4 separate regions of the Homo sapiens genome follow, and all the other regions are linked to region 2. A link is a contact called in ENCODE Hi-C or POLR2A ChIA-PET data. All regions are on one chromosome and are shown on one strand. The core of a region is the stretch at or near the end of the contact, and the rest is flanking DNA. Distances in the headings are between cores, read along the strand shown. Region 1 has its middle 53 kb from the start of LINC02324. Region 2 overlaps FUT8 (fucosyltransferase 8). Region 3 overlaps FUT8 (fucosyltransferase 8). Region 4 has its middle 17 kb from the start of LINC02324.

Region 1 (2,700 bases), core at 148-2,647, 290 kb before region 2:
GCACTCTCCCACCAACCCTGTGAGGTAGGTTTTATTATGTTTAGTTTACAGATGAGCAAACTGAGGCCCAGAAAGATCTTGGTGATTTTGTGGAGCAAGTCATTCAGGAATGACCAGAGTATTGCATTGCATCCCCTTAGTTAATGATGGGCAGGTGACCCAGTAAGAACCAAGGAGATGTGGTGAGACTGCCCAGGGTAGCTGCGAAGATGTTGAGCTCTTTTACTAATGGTCTTGGACCAGGGAGAATGTGAGGCTGGTGATGCTGAAGCTGTCTTACCTGCACAAAGGTAAGCCTCTCTGAGAATGTGGCAGAGGCAGAAATATTTGGCCTTGAATGAGTGAATCTAATAGCCATCCAAACCCTTTCTCCTATAACTGCTCTTTTTTATTTTTTAATTTATTTTTGTTTTATTTTATTTTTAAAAAATGTTTGTGGGTATATAGTAGGTGTATATATTTATGGGGTAGATAAGATGTTTTGATACAGGCATGCAATGTGAAGTGAGCACATCATGGAGCTCTAACTACACCTGAGGAGATTGCTAGTTGTTTCAAAATACCCCTCTTCTTCATCATGTGACTAACAGAACTCCTCAAGTTTTAGCTGGGCACATGGCTACCCAAGTACTACATTTCCCAGCCACCCTTACAGCTGGTTGTGATCATGTGGTTATGTTCTGACCAATAGCATATGGGCAGAAGAGAAGTGATGAATGCAACTTATGCATTGCATCCTTAAAAGAAAGCTTCTTGCCCTTCTCTTATACCTTCTCCCTTCTTGGCTAGGATATGACAACGGAGTGACTGGTCAGACTGCAAGGAAGAGGCAGAACCCTTTCACAATCTTGGGTACGGTTTGTTCTTTGACTGTTATATGAGGCAAAACCAAACCAAACAAAAAACACTGCTTCTACTGCAGGGACCAAAAAAGCTTAAAAACGTACTTTCCCAGCCTCCTCTGTGGCTAAAGTGGCCTCATGGCACTGATGTATTCAATCAACTGGAAGCAGAGGTCAGCTGGGAACTTTGGGGATTGATTTACTTTTCTGGATAAAAAAAAAAAAAATCGGAAGTTAGCTAGCCTCTTCTTTCTGCCTTGAATGTCTAGAGCTGGACCTGTCCTCCTGTGACCCTGAAGACAGTAGAGCTGAAATGAAGAAGGAGGCTGGGTTCTTGATGACATTACTGAGCTGCTGCATAGTAACGTCATCTATGCCTATTCTGGGCTGCTTGTTGAATGAGAAAAATAAACCTCTCTCTGGACTTCTTATGTGAGAAAAACAAACCACACTTTGTTGAAGCCTCTGTTAGCTGAGTTTCATGTTATTGCAGCCCAAATGCCCAAATATCAGTGAAACTTAGTGGTGTGTCAGACAGCCCAGATGTTGATGATGTCATCTGGCCTTCTGAATACAACTGTGCCTGAGACTAAACCCAAGCCCCTGGACTTTTCAGCTATTAGAGAAAGAGTAAGTTCTCTTTCTGCTTAAGCAGTTTAGGCTGGATTTTCTGTGGCCTGGATGGAAAGACCCCTGATACAACTATGAACCAATAGCAACTAGATACATTCTGTTTTCACCTCCTCTTAGTCTCTCCCCTGATTTTACGGTTAAAAAAAAAAAAAAAAAAAGTAAAATTAGAGCAAGGAAAGAAAGAAGAAAGGAATAAAGAAGGAAGGATAAGATAAGAAACAATAGAAGACTTGAACTAAATTAAAAGAGGTTAGAGGCCAGGCACGGTGGCTCATGTCTGTAATCCCAGCACTTTGGGAGGTCGAGGCAGGTGAATCACGAGGTCGGGAGATCGAGACCATCCTGGCTAACACGGTGAAACCCCGTCTCTACTAAAAAAAAAAAAACAACACACAAAGAAATTAGCCGGGCATGGTGGTGGGCGCCTGTAGTCCCAGCTGCTCGGGAGGCTGAGGCAGGAGAATGGCATGAACCTGGGAGGTGGAGCTTGCAATGGGCCGAGATCACACCACTGCACTCCAGCCTGGGCAACAGAGCGAGACTCTGTCTCAAAAAAAAAACAACAACAACAACAACAAAAAAAAAAACAAAAGGTTAGAAGCTTTTACAGTTCCTTTGTTTGGAAACCTGGGTCCTAGTGTCCCTTGCGCAGGATGCTCGTTTCTGACTTTTGTGGCCTGCCCTTGACACCATTCGAGCATATGGATTTCAGTGGGTAGTGTGACTCAGCTTCCCATTCCCAAAACTCCAGAGCCACATTGCTGGGTCCCTTCACTCTGCTTTACTCTCCTCCCAAGACAGACGTAGCATGGGCCACGTGAATTCATCCATGTCCTGAACTAATCTGGTTGTTCTACCAGGTTACTCTTAAGTTCATGGGCCATCACCCCCTTGTACTTACTGAGCTCCAGGGTTTTCATCTCTTCTGAGAATCGACCGTTTAGTCCAATCTTAGTACAGACCAGCATTAATAGGCAATTACCACAGGGAGATAATACAGAGGGAAAAATGGCTAAAAATATACAGTGAATCACAGAAAATTACATCTCTTAAAACCTACAGTGTATTCCTATTGCCATAGCAACCCTTGGCTAGTAAAGACAGAGATGATTTATCACAGGCTTTCCCCGGAGCTCGGTTCTGCCGGAAGCACCTCCAGCCTGTGGTGAGTTCCAGCGAGGAGGGCAATGCAGACATCATACAACCGGGTTTTCTCTCCTCCATC
Region 2 (2,700 bases), core at 5-2,504:
CTAGCTTACCAGCTACACTACTAACACATCCTATTGATAAAACAAAGCTGAGTTCATTGCTTATTGTGGTAAGGGAGAACACCTAAAAAAATCTTTGGTAGGGTCTTAGAGAGGTCAAAATTTGAGAATTTGAAGTTTGTTTTAAGTTGGATCTTTCAGTGGTGGCGATGAGGCTTGATTAGGATTGGGTAGGTATCATGATAAAACAGTTTAGGTTTGGTGGAAACAGTAAGATTTTGAAAACTGCCGAAGAGTTGATGGGTCTTTCCAGAAGGTCTGTAATGAACAATCACATTATATTTCTGCTGTCTCCTAGAATAGCAGTTATGCTAATTAAGACAGTGGACTGGTAAAGTCATGTTAATGTACCTAGAAAGCTGTGTGTGTGTGTATTAGTTTTCTAGGGCTGCTATAACAAAGCACTGTAAACTGGGTGGCTTAATATAGCAGAAATTTATTCTTTCAGTTTTGGAGGTTAGCAGTCTGAAATCAAGGTGTTGGCAGGGCCACACTCTCTCCGAAGGCTCTAGGTAAGAATCCTTTCCTTCTTCTTTTAGCTTATGGTGGATGCCAGAAATCCTTGGTATTTCTTGACTTTTGGTAGCATAACTCCAATCTCTACCTCAGTATTCACATGACATCTTCCCTCTGTGTGTGTTTGTGTTCAAATGTCCTTCTTATAAGGATTCCAGTCATGTATTAGGGTCCATCCTAATCCAGAATGACATTATATCAACTTGATTATATCTGCATAGACCCTATTTCTAGCCGTTACACATTTTGGGAGGACACTTATTTAACTCAGTATAGGGGACATGTAGTTTCAGTCTTCAGTGCCCAAACTGTATGTAGGTACAGTGTTTGCTCTCAGTGTCCATGAAACTATGGCAGACTGATGTTAGCTTGCATGTAGGGTAAAATCTTAGGTTCTTCAGAGTTCTTGACAACAGCATGGTATAGTAGAAAGAAAACCAGTCTGGAAGTCAGAGTACCTTAGTTCTGCTCTGTTAATAACTAGCTTAAGAAAGTTACTGTCTTCTTTAGCTATTAGTTTGTTACTGATACACCAGGAGTTCAGTCTAGGTCCTGCTGCTTGCTGCATAGAAAGCCAATCACTGAGACAATGAGTATTGCCAAGGAAGAAGGCTTTAATCAGGGGCGGCAGCTGAGAAGATGGGAGCTTGGTCTCAATTCCATCTCCCTGACTGACTAAAACCAGGGTTTATATAGCAGGGAAGACATAGATTTTAACAATGTGTAAGAAAACAGGAACTTGGGAGGAGGGGCGAGGAAGCAATAATGGTGAATGAGGGGTCTGGCATCTGGTAGGGTGATCTGGTTTCAGTTCTTTGATACTTTTTGTGCCAAAAGAACAGTCTGTGGGACTATTGGGTTTGTTTCAATTTCCTCATAGATAAAATTTGAGGCCTGAGGAAGAGAAGAGTAAACCAAATGATCTTTAAGACATTTCTAGTTCTCACATTCTGAAGTTTTATAATGTTGAGTGGCTGCTACATACTGTATTAATATTAGTCTTGTTGGAGTCACAAAAAGGGAATAGAAAATGCTTTAAGTGCTAATCAGATAGGCTCTAACTTGTGAATGTAGCTTGCGTAAATTAATTTGTTTATTTGGGTGAAGCTAATTAATGAAGACATTAGGTAAACATGATGTTTGCCCTGATCTCTCTGACTTACCATTTTGTTTTTCAACTTGAATAGTGTATTTGGAAGAAGAGCATTCTTCAGGTCACTTAAAGTTAGAAAAATGCTGCACTCTCAGGCTGAGTTCATAAAATGAAATAACCTTTCCTGAAGTGAATATGAGAATGTGGTTCCCCTTCCCCCTTCATTGCCCACGTTTGTCTGTCATGTCATTCTTGTGGTCAAGAGATTTTAGAAAAATTCTTACTAGAGAATGGTAATAGTACTGTGAGGTGGAGCATGGTGTTAGAATTCTAGGTGTAAGTGAATCATGTGCTATTGAATTTTCTTTGCGTTTTAAATAGGTCACTGTAGTATCGTATTTGAATTCTTTGTTTGAATCATGTTGAAAGTATGTAATAATTACTGCACAGAGATATTGTGGGCACTGAAAAATTCTTTGGTACTACCAAAACCCCCTGTGGTCATGTATGTGCTTGTTCTTTGAAGTTACAAATGAACAATGACTACATATTGATGATAAGTATAAATACAGGTTGAACCAATGTTTTTAGATCTGGACAAAAGTTACTGAAGTAGGAGAAAGGACGGATTTTTATTAATTCCATATGGAAGAAATTCAAAACCATATACCAGGGGGAGATAGGATTGTCTCACCACTTAACTTAAGGATCTTCCTGTATGTAGCCCTTCCATCACACACAAATTGTACTAAGTGTTTTCATAGTGGATATTTGGGCAATTCAGAGACTCTCACTACATGTTGTAACAATGGTAATGTATTTAATTAATTTTAGAAGATACATTAGAATATAGAATTAGCAGTAACACTCCAGCAATACCTGAAATAAAATGTGTTAAAACAGACAGAATATAGAAATTAAATAGACATAATTACAATAATAAAAAGATATACCTCTATCATATTTCTATTCACATTTCTATTCTAGTCAATTAAAAGAGTAGGAGAATTTTTTATCTTTCTTTATTAATTTTTTTGAGACAGGGCCTCACTCTATTGCCCAGGCTGGAGTGC
Region 3 (2,700 bases), core at 75-2,574, 260 kb after region 2:
CTTAGAACAGCTAAGAAAGTTGCTTAGTAGTGCTCTATTACTGTCTCCAGTTCTCCTCTTCCTTTGCTTCTTTCTCCTCTTATCACAGCTCTCTTTTGGCTTTTGTTGTTGTTATTTTTGAGATAGGGTCTCACTCTGTCACCCAGGCTGAAGTGTAGTGGCTCACTGCAGCCTCAACCACCCTGGGCTCAAGTGATCCTCCTACCTCAGCCTCCCAAGTATAATAGCTGGGTCTAAAGGCATGTATCACCATGTCCAGCTTCTTTTTATTTTTATTTTCATATTTCCCACCCCACATCTTTCCTTGTGTCTTAGTCTTCATATGTAGAGGAGTTATTGACCCCATTCTAAGTGTTAGACGTAAAGAAGGTACATGTGAAGTCAGAATATCAAATCGTATTTCTTCTCATGTAACTTTTGATTGAAATTCAATGGAATCATTCGTTCTGCCCACTTCATCTCTATAGAGCCCACTGAACAATTCCAATTTCCCCAGAAAAAGAGTGATTATGAAGGATGTGGGAAGGAAAGATGATAGAATAGATGTTCATATGATTGTATCCACATCTGGGTTATAGTCTGGAATGCAAAGCAAAGAATAGCCGTGAAGATGGCAGAGTAACTCTGGTGAAATCAAACCTTCACTCCAGATTCATAATAAAAAACTGGCCTTAAGTTTGGCCCATATACTGTGACCTAAAGGCGTATAAGTCTACCTTTTTCTACATATAAATAGTGATTTAGTAATTTGGGGGGAGGGGAAGGCAAGATTTAAGGAGGGTGTTTTAATTTATGAAAATAAACTGTTATTTTTATTTCCATTAATATTGCTTTGGGGCCAGGCATAGTGGCTCATGCCTGTAATCACAACACTGGGAGGCTGAGGCAAGTGGATCACTTGAGCCCAGAAGTTTGAGAAAACTCAACATAGGCAACATGGTTGAAACCCCATCAATTAAAAAAAAAAAAAAAAGCAAAAATTAGCCAGGCTTGGTGACACATGCCTGTAGTACCAGCTGTTCGGGAGGCTGAGGTGAGAGGATCACTTGAGCCTGGGAGGCAGAGATTGGAGTGAACCATAATCACGCCACTGCACTCCAATGTGTGCAACAGAGCAAGACCTTGTCTTAAAAAAAAAAAAATTACTTTGGAAACACTAAGATGGGAGGAGAGAGGAGAAAACTGTGGAAGTCAGTGCCTTATTCAGTACAGGGAAGTGTGAATCTGTGTCCCCAATTTTACAATTTTGGGGCTTTTCTTAAATATGACAGGTGAAATTAATATCTGCTGTCATTTGATATGGTGAAAAACAGAGAAAGGAAATGCATTATGCCCACAACAGAAGGGCTGGAATCGGTTTCATTTACCTAAAATAGTAAAAACCGTTAAAAGGTTTGCTGGTCTTAACGGTGCTGTAAAAGTTTATCCAGGTCTATGTTTTCCTGGGACAACTTTTAAGTTCTACAAGCTGGCAGTTATGGTGACTCTCCAGGGTAAAATAAAGAGGAAAACCCTTGGTATCAGAACTTTACAAATAATATCTCTAATGTTCTTTAGTAACAACTGTGAATCCTGGTATCATCCTGGTAACAAAAATCTTAAGTTGTATTCAGTTTTTTTCCAGACAGCTGGTTGCTGCCTAGTATGAAATGCAGCTCTGAAATTTCCCATTTATTCCTAAGATGTGAATTATTTTCTCTATAAGAAATCATTCTTCAAAGGCTTTACTTACTTTCTAATTCCCCTTGTATTGTTTAGCCTGCAAATATATTTAGAATATGTATTTTTGAGTTTTTAAAATACTATGTGTTTTACTTTTTCTAATAGTGAAAATGAAAGAAAAATCAGTTAAAAATGCCTATAATGCCACCATAAGTAGGGGTATAAATTGAGTACCCTCAAAGCACCCAGTGTCAGTACATTACCAGTAGAATCTGAATTTCTCCCCCAGAGTCCATGTCAGACGCACAGACAAAGTGGGAACAGAAGCTGCCTTCCATCCCATTGAAGAGTACATGGTGCATGTTGAAGAACATTTTCAGCTTCTTGCACGCAGAATGCAAGTGGACAAAAAAAGAGTGTATTTGGCCACAGATGACCCTTCTTTATTAAAGGAGGCAAAAACAAAGTAAGTTAGACCAACTAGTGATTCTAGAGTGGGGTTGTCTCTTTCAGTTTAAAAGAATTCTTACTTCCCATGACTTGTGATTTTTGTATATTATTATTGCTAATTATTAGGGTTTTAAAAATTCAATGGACTATGTACTTGTGTAACTGTCAGTCTAATCAAAGTGTTTTTATTAGCCATATCCAATAATGCCTTATAAGAAGTCTAAAATGAACTGGACCACTGACTTACGCATTGTCACCAGCAATAATCATTATTATCATTAAAAGTATCACCCTACTTCTTGGTACTAAAATCTTCACTAGTCTGTTGGAGCTGCCATAACAAAATAACATAGACTGAGTGGTTTAAATTACAGAAATTTGTTTCTCCCAGGTCTGAGGCTGGGAAATTCAAGATCAAGATGCTAGCAAGGTAGATTTCATTTTCTCTTGGCTTGTAAGCAGCCACTATTTCACTCTGTGCTCTTGTGACCTCTTCTTTGTGTGTGCAGGGAACAGGAGAGGAAGTGTTCTGATGTCTCCACATATAAGGACACTAATCTCATCATGAGGGCCCCATTCTCATGACCT
Region 4 (2,700 bases), core at 200-2,699, 260 kb before region 2:
CCACCTGCGTCGACCTCCCAAAGTGCTGGGATTACAGGTGTGAGCCACTGTGCCCAGCCATTTTCTCTTACTTGTAGATGGATGAAGCCTATGTTACTATAATTTGCTGAGTATGTGTATTTCTCCATTTTTATTGGTCCATTTCAATTCATTTGCAAAGGGCCAATCAACTGCTACTGTGTTTAATTCCAGAATCCTGCTAGTGGAGGTTTATAAACAAGGTATCTGTGAGGAGATGGGGATCTGAAGGGTGCCCTGCAGGGAAGCTTACTCGAGCCCTGGTTGGTACCTTGGTGACCCCAAGCCCCATGCAAATCATAATGTTGGCTTTTCTGGTGTGGCTACTCCCCACCCTAAGTCACACTGTTACTATCTGGCCAGCCTAAGACCCCCAGGCAAACAAAGATGACCTCCCGGGGGCCAAGGGTAAAGACTAGACCTCTTTGAGGGGCAAGGTTCAATTCTTTACTGCACAGGTAGGGAGACTTAGGCTGCAGCCCGGCTCTGAGAAAGGTTCAGCTGGGTGGAGGAGGAGTCTCTGGGCCAAAGCTGCCCTTTGGAGGAGTCCTGGATCTTGCAGAAATGGCCTGCTTAGTGCCCACCCCCTGCACCCCTGCTCAGCACTGGCTGGGAGTAAGCCTGGGGACTGTGGCTTCAGTGTGAATGTGGGGGTGGGGTGGATGCAGAGCAGTAGCATGTGGGGTATCCAGCCAGGCCTGCTCCACAGAGCAGGAGAGCAGAGCTGGGAAGGGACAGTGGGGATGTGATCTGTTAGCCTTCTGGCTGCAGCGCAGTGCAGACCTCCCTTGCCTGATATGACTGGGTCTCCACCTCTTCCACCCCAGTCTCCTGACTCCTGCAAAAAAAGAAAAGGGGGTGTGCAGGGCTGCCAAACACAGCCATGTCAGGGTGGGCCGGTCCCTGCATTGTGCGCCCACCTGCTGCTGCTGTGTTGTAGGGGAAACCGACCAAAGCACGTAGAGTTAGAACAAAACAAGAACATGGGCTGTGGAGACAGGCTGGCTTCCATGTGCCAGTCTCTCCTGCAGCTTCTGCTCTGGCTGCTGCTCTCTCAGGATCCCGTGCAGCTTTGCCTCGGCCTCACACAGGAGAGTTCTCACACGTAAGGTGGGCCTAGGGGCTGCGGCTCAGAGTCTCCTGTATTGGGATCATTACACATGTCCAGAGTGACAGCTGAGAGGAAAGGGTCCTTGCTTGTGTGCTCAGGAGATGGCTAGGGAGGAGCCACCCCAGGGGAGTTGCCACAGCCAGAATTGCTCTGCTAGGCCCTTCCCTGAAGAGACTTCAATTCTTTTATAGATTTCTCCTTCTTAAACCCAACAAGCTGTTTGGGCAAGAAACCAGGTGAAAGAAACTGAGATTATAGGGGAAGTGTGAAGTGTAGACCAATCATGTGGAACAAGGAAGGGGCGTGACTCAAAAACATAACGTGTGTGTGTGTGTGTGTGTGTGTGTGTGTGTGTGTGCGCGTGCTGACTGGCAGAGCTGGGCCTGCTCTTTATTTGGGAGCCTGCTTGCTACTTTCACCTGTGTTTTCAGCTTGTCTTAGTGCTTTTCTCTCTCATAGTCCAATCCCAGCCCAGCAGATGGTTCACTATGCTTTTAATTGAAGAATGAGGAGGAATCTTTGCACACTTAAAAAACATCCATGGCTGGGTACAGGGGCTAATGCCTGTAGTCCCAGAACTGGGAGGCCATGGCAGGAGGGCACTTGAGCCCAGGAATTCGAGGCTGTAGTGGGCTGCGATCACTGCACTCCAGCCCGGGCGAGAGAGTGAAACTCTATCTCAAAAAAACAAAACAAGATACCATCCAATCCTGGGCCAAGCCCCCACCAACACTGATCCTAAAGGAAAGAAAGCATGGCTGCAGCAGGCACAACAGGACACAGCCCCACCCTTGGAACATCGTGCTCCTGGGGACAAGACACTGGATGCGGAAGCTGGCATCCTAGAACTGACTTTTTCGTTGAGTATTATTACTGTGTTTCCTGGATTCTAAAACACTATTGATTGCAAGATGCACCATTATTCTTTTCTTTCAAATCTAGATCTGCAAACGCCATCATTTTAATAACTGCTTTTAGGCGGAGGAAAAGAAACACAACCACATCAAACGCATGCATCAACTGAAACACCCATCCTGATTTCGGGACCCTGAAAATAAGAAAAATACAGCGCATCTTAAAACTGAAATGGGAAAAAAAAAAAGGAGAACTTATAAAAACTAAATACAGAGGAGACTTTTTCTAATTCTGGAAATGAGATGCAAAACCAATACCCACATTTTGGAATCATAGTATGAGTAGGCTTTTTACCATGTATCACTGCTATTCCTTTTTTTTTTTTTTTGAGAGGAAGAAGGCGTGAGTTGACCTGGTATTACTCACCCAAAAGTGAGGCATTGGGGATATTTATATTCAGCAAGCAGTGCAGGGTTTAAACTGGTGAGTAGATATTTGCATCTTCTAACCACAAAAGTAAAATAAGAGAACTAACTGAAATTTCAGTTTTAGAATGATGATAGCTAATACTTGTGGAGCTCCTTTTTCTCCAGGCACTGCTCTAGGTCCTTTGAATGTATTAACTCATTTAACCCCATGAAAATCCTATGAGAAGGTGCAATGAACAGCTCTAGTCATAGGGATGGGAACAAGGAATCATAGAGATATTAAGCAGT

The links. A loop is a pair of places that touch in the nucleus more often than their neighbours do. ChIA-PET counts read pairs that join two places held with the same protein, here RNA polymerase II (POLR2A). Pooled maps may share reads with other maps.
Region 1: a map with no recorded cell type shows a loop between it and region 2 (5-fold over the local background). The contact joins two enhancer-like sites. A Hi-C loop is called at or near these places in 4 of 37 single-sample maps with no recorded cell type and 7 of 50 pooled maps. POLR2A ChIA-PET finds 5 or more read pairs at or near these places in 4 of 52 experiments (CD4-positive, alpha-beta T cell, H1, PC-9 and 1 more).
Region 3: a loop to region 2 is called in a map with no recorded cell type, with 4 times the contacts of the local background. The contact joins two enhancer-like sites. A Hi-C loop is called at or near these places in 1 of 37 single-sample maps with no recorded cell type and 5 of 50 pooled maps. POLR2A ChIA-PET finds 5 or more read pairs at or near these places in 1 of 52 experiments (activated CD4-positive, alpha-beta T cell).
Region 4: a map with no recorded cell type shows a loop between it and region 2 (7-fold over the local background). The contact joins two enhancer-like sites. A Hi-C loop is called at or near these places in 11 of 37 single-sample maps with no recorded cell type and 11 of 50 pooled maps. POLR2A ChIA-PET finds 5 or more read pairs at or near these places in 2 of 52 experiments (OCI-LY7 and activated CD4-positive, alpha-beta T cell).

Annotation. Positions count from the first base shown.
Region 1 is chr14:65,168,277-65,170,976 of GRCh38, forward strand. No RefSeq gene overlaps it. Among named protein-coding and RNA genes, the nearest start is that of LINC02324, 53 kb to the right of the region's middle. RefSeq lists enhancers at 971-1,070, 2,634-2,693. Within about 2 kb of position 1,398, at least 4 of the 41 ENCODE cell types and tissues checked have a DNase peak (open chromatin) inside an H3K27ac peak, as active enhancers do.
Region 2 is chr14:65,460,622-65,463,321 of GRCh38, forward strand. The region is part of intron 2 of FUT8 (fucosyltransferase 8); the gene reads left to right. Among named protein-coding and RNA genes, the nearest start is that of MIR625, 9.1 kb to the right of the region's middle. RefSeq lists an enhancer at 1,384-1,433. Within about 2 kb of position 1,255, at least 4 of the 41 ENCODE cell types and tissues checked have a DNase peak (open chromatin) inside an H3K27ac peak, as active enhancers do; they include OCI-LY7, where a contact is called at or near this core.
Region 3 is chr14:65,722,196-65,724,895 of GRCh38, forward strand. FUT8 (fucosyltransferase 8) reads left to right here. Exons shown (of 11, transcript NM_001371533.1): 9 at 1,952-2,128. Among named protein-coding and RNA genes, the nearest start is that of MIR625, 250 kb to the left of the region's middle. Within about 2 kb of position 1,325, at least 2 of the 41 ENCODE cell types and tissues checked have a DNase peak (open chromatin) inside an H3K27ac peak, as active enhancers do.
Region 4 is chr14:65,204,147-65,206,846 of GRCh38, forward strand. No RefSeq gene overlaps it. Among named protein-coding and RNA genes, the nearest start is that of LINC02324, 17 kb to the right of the region's middle. RefSeq lists an enhancer at 886-995. Within about 2 kb of position 1,450, at least 7 of the 41 ENCODE cell types and tissues checked have a DNase peak (open chromatin) inside an H3K27ac peak, as active enhancers do; they include OCI-LY7, where a contact is called at or near this core.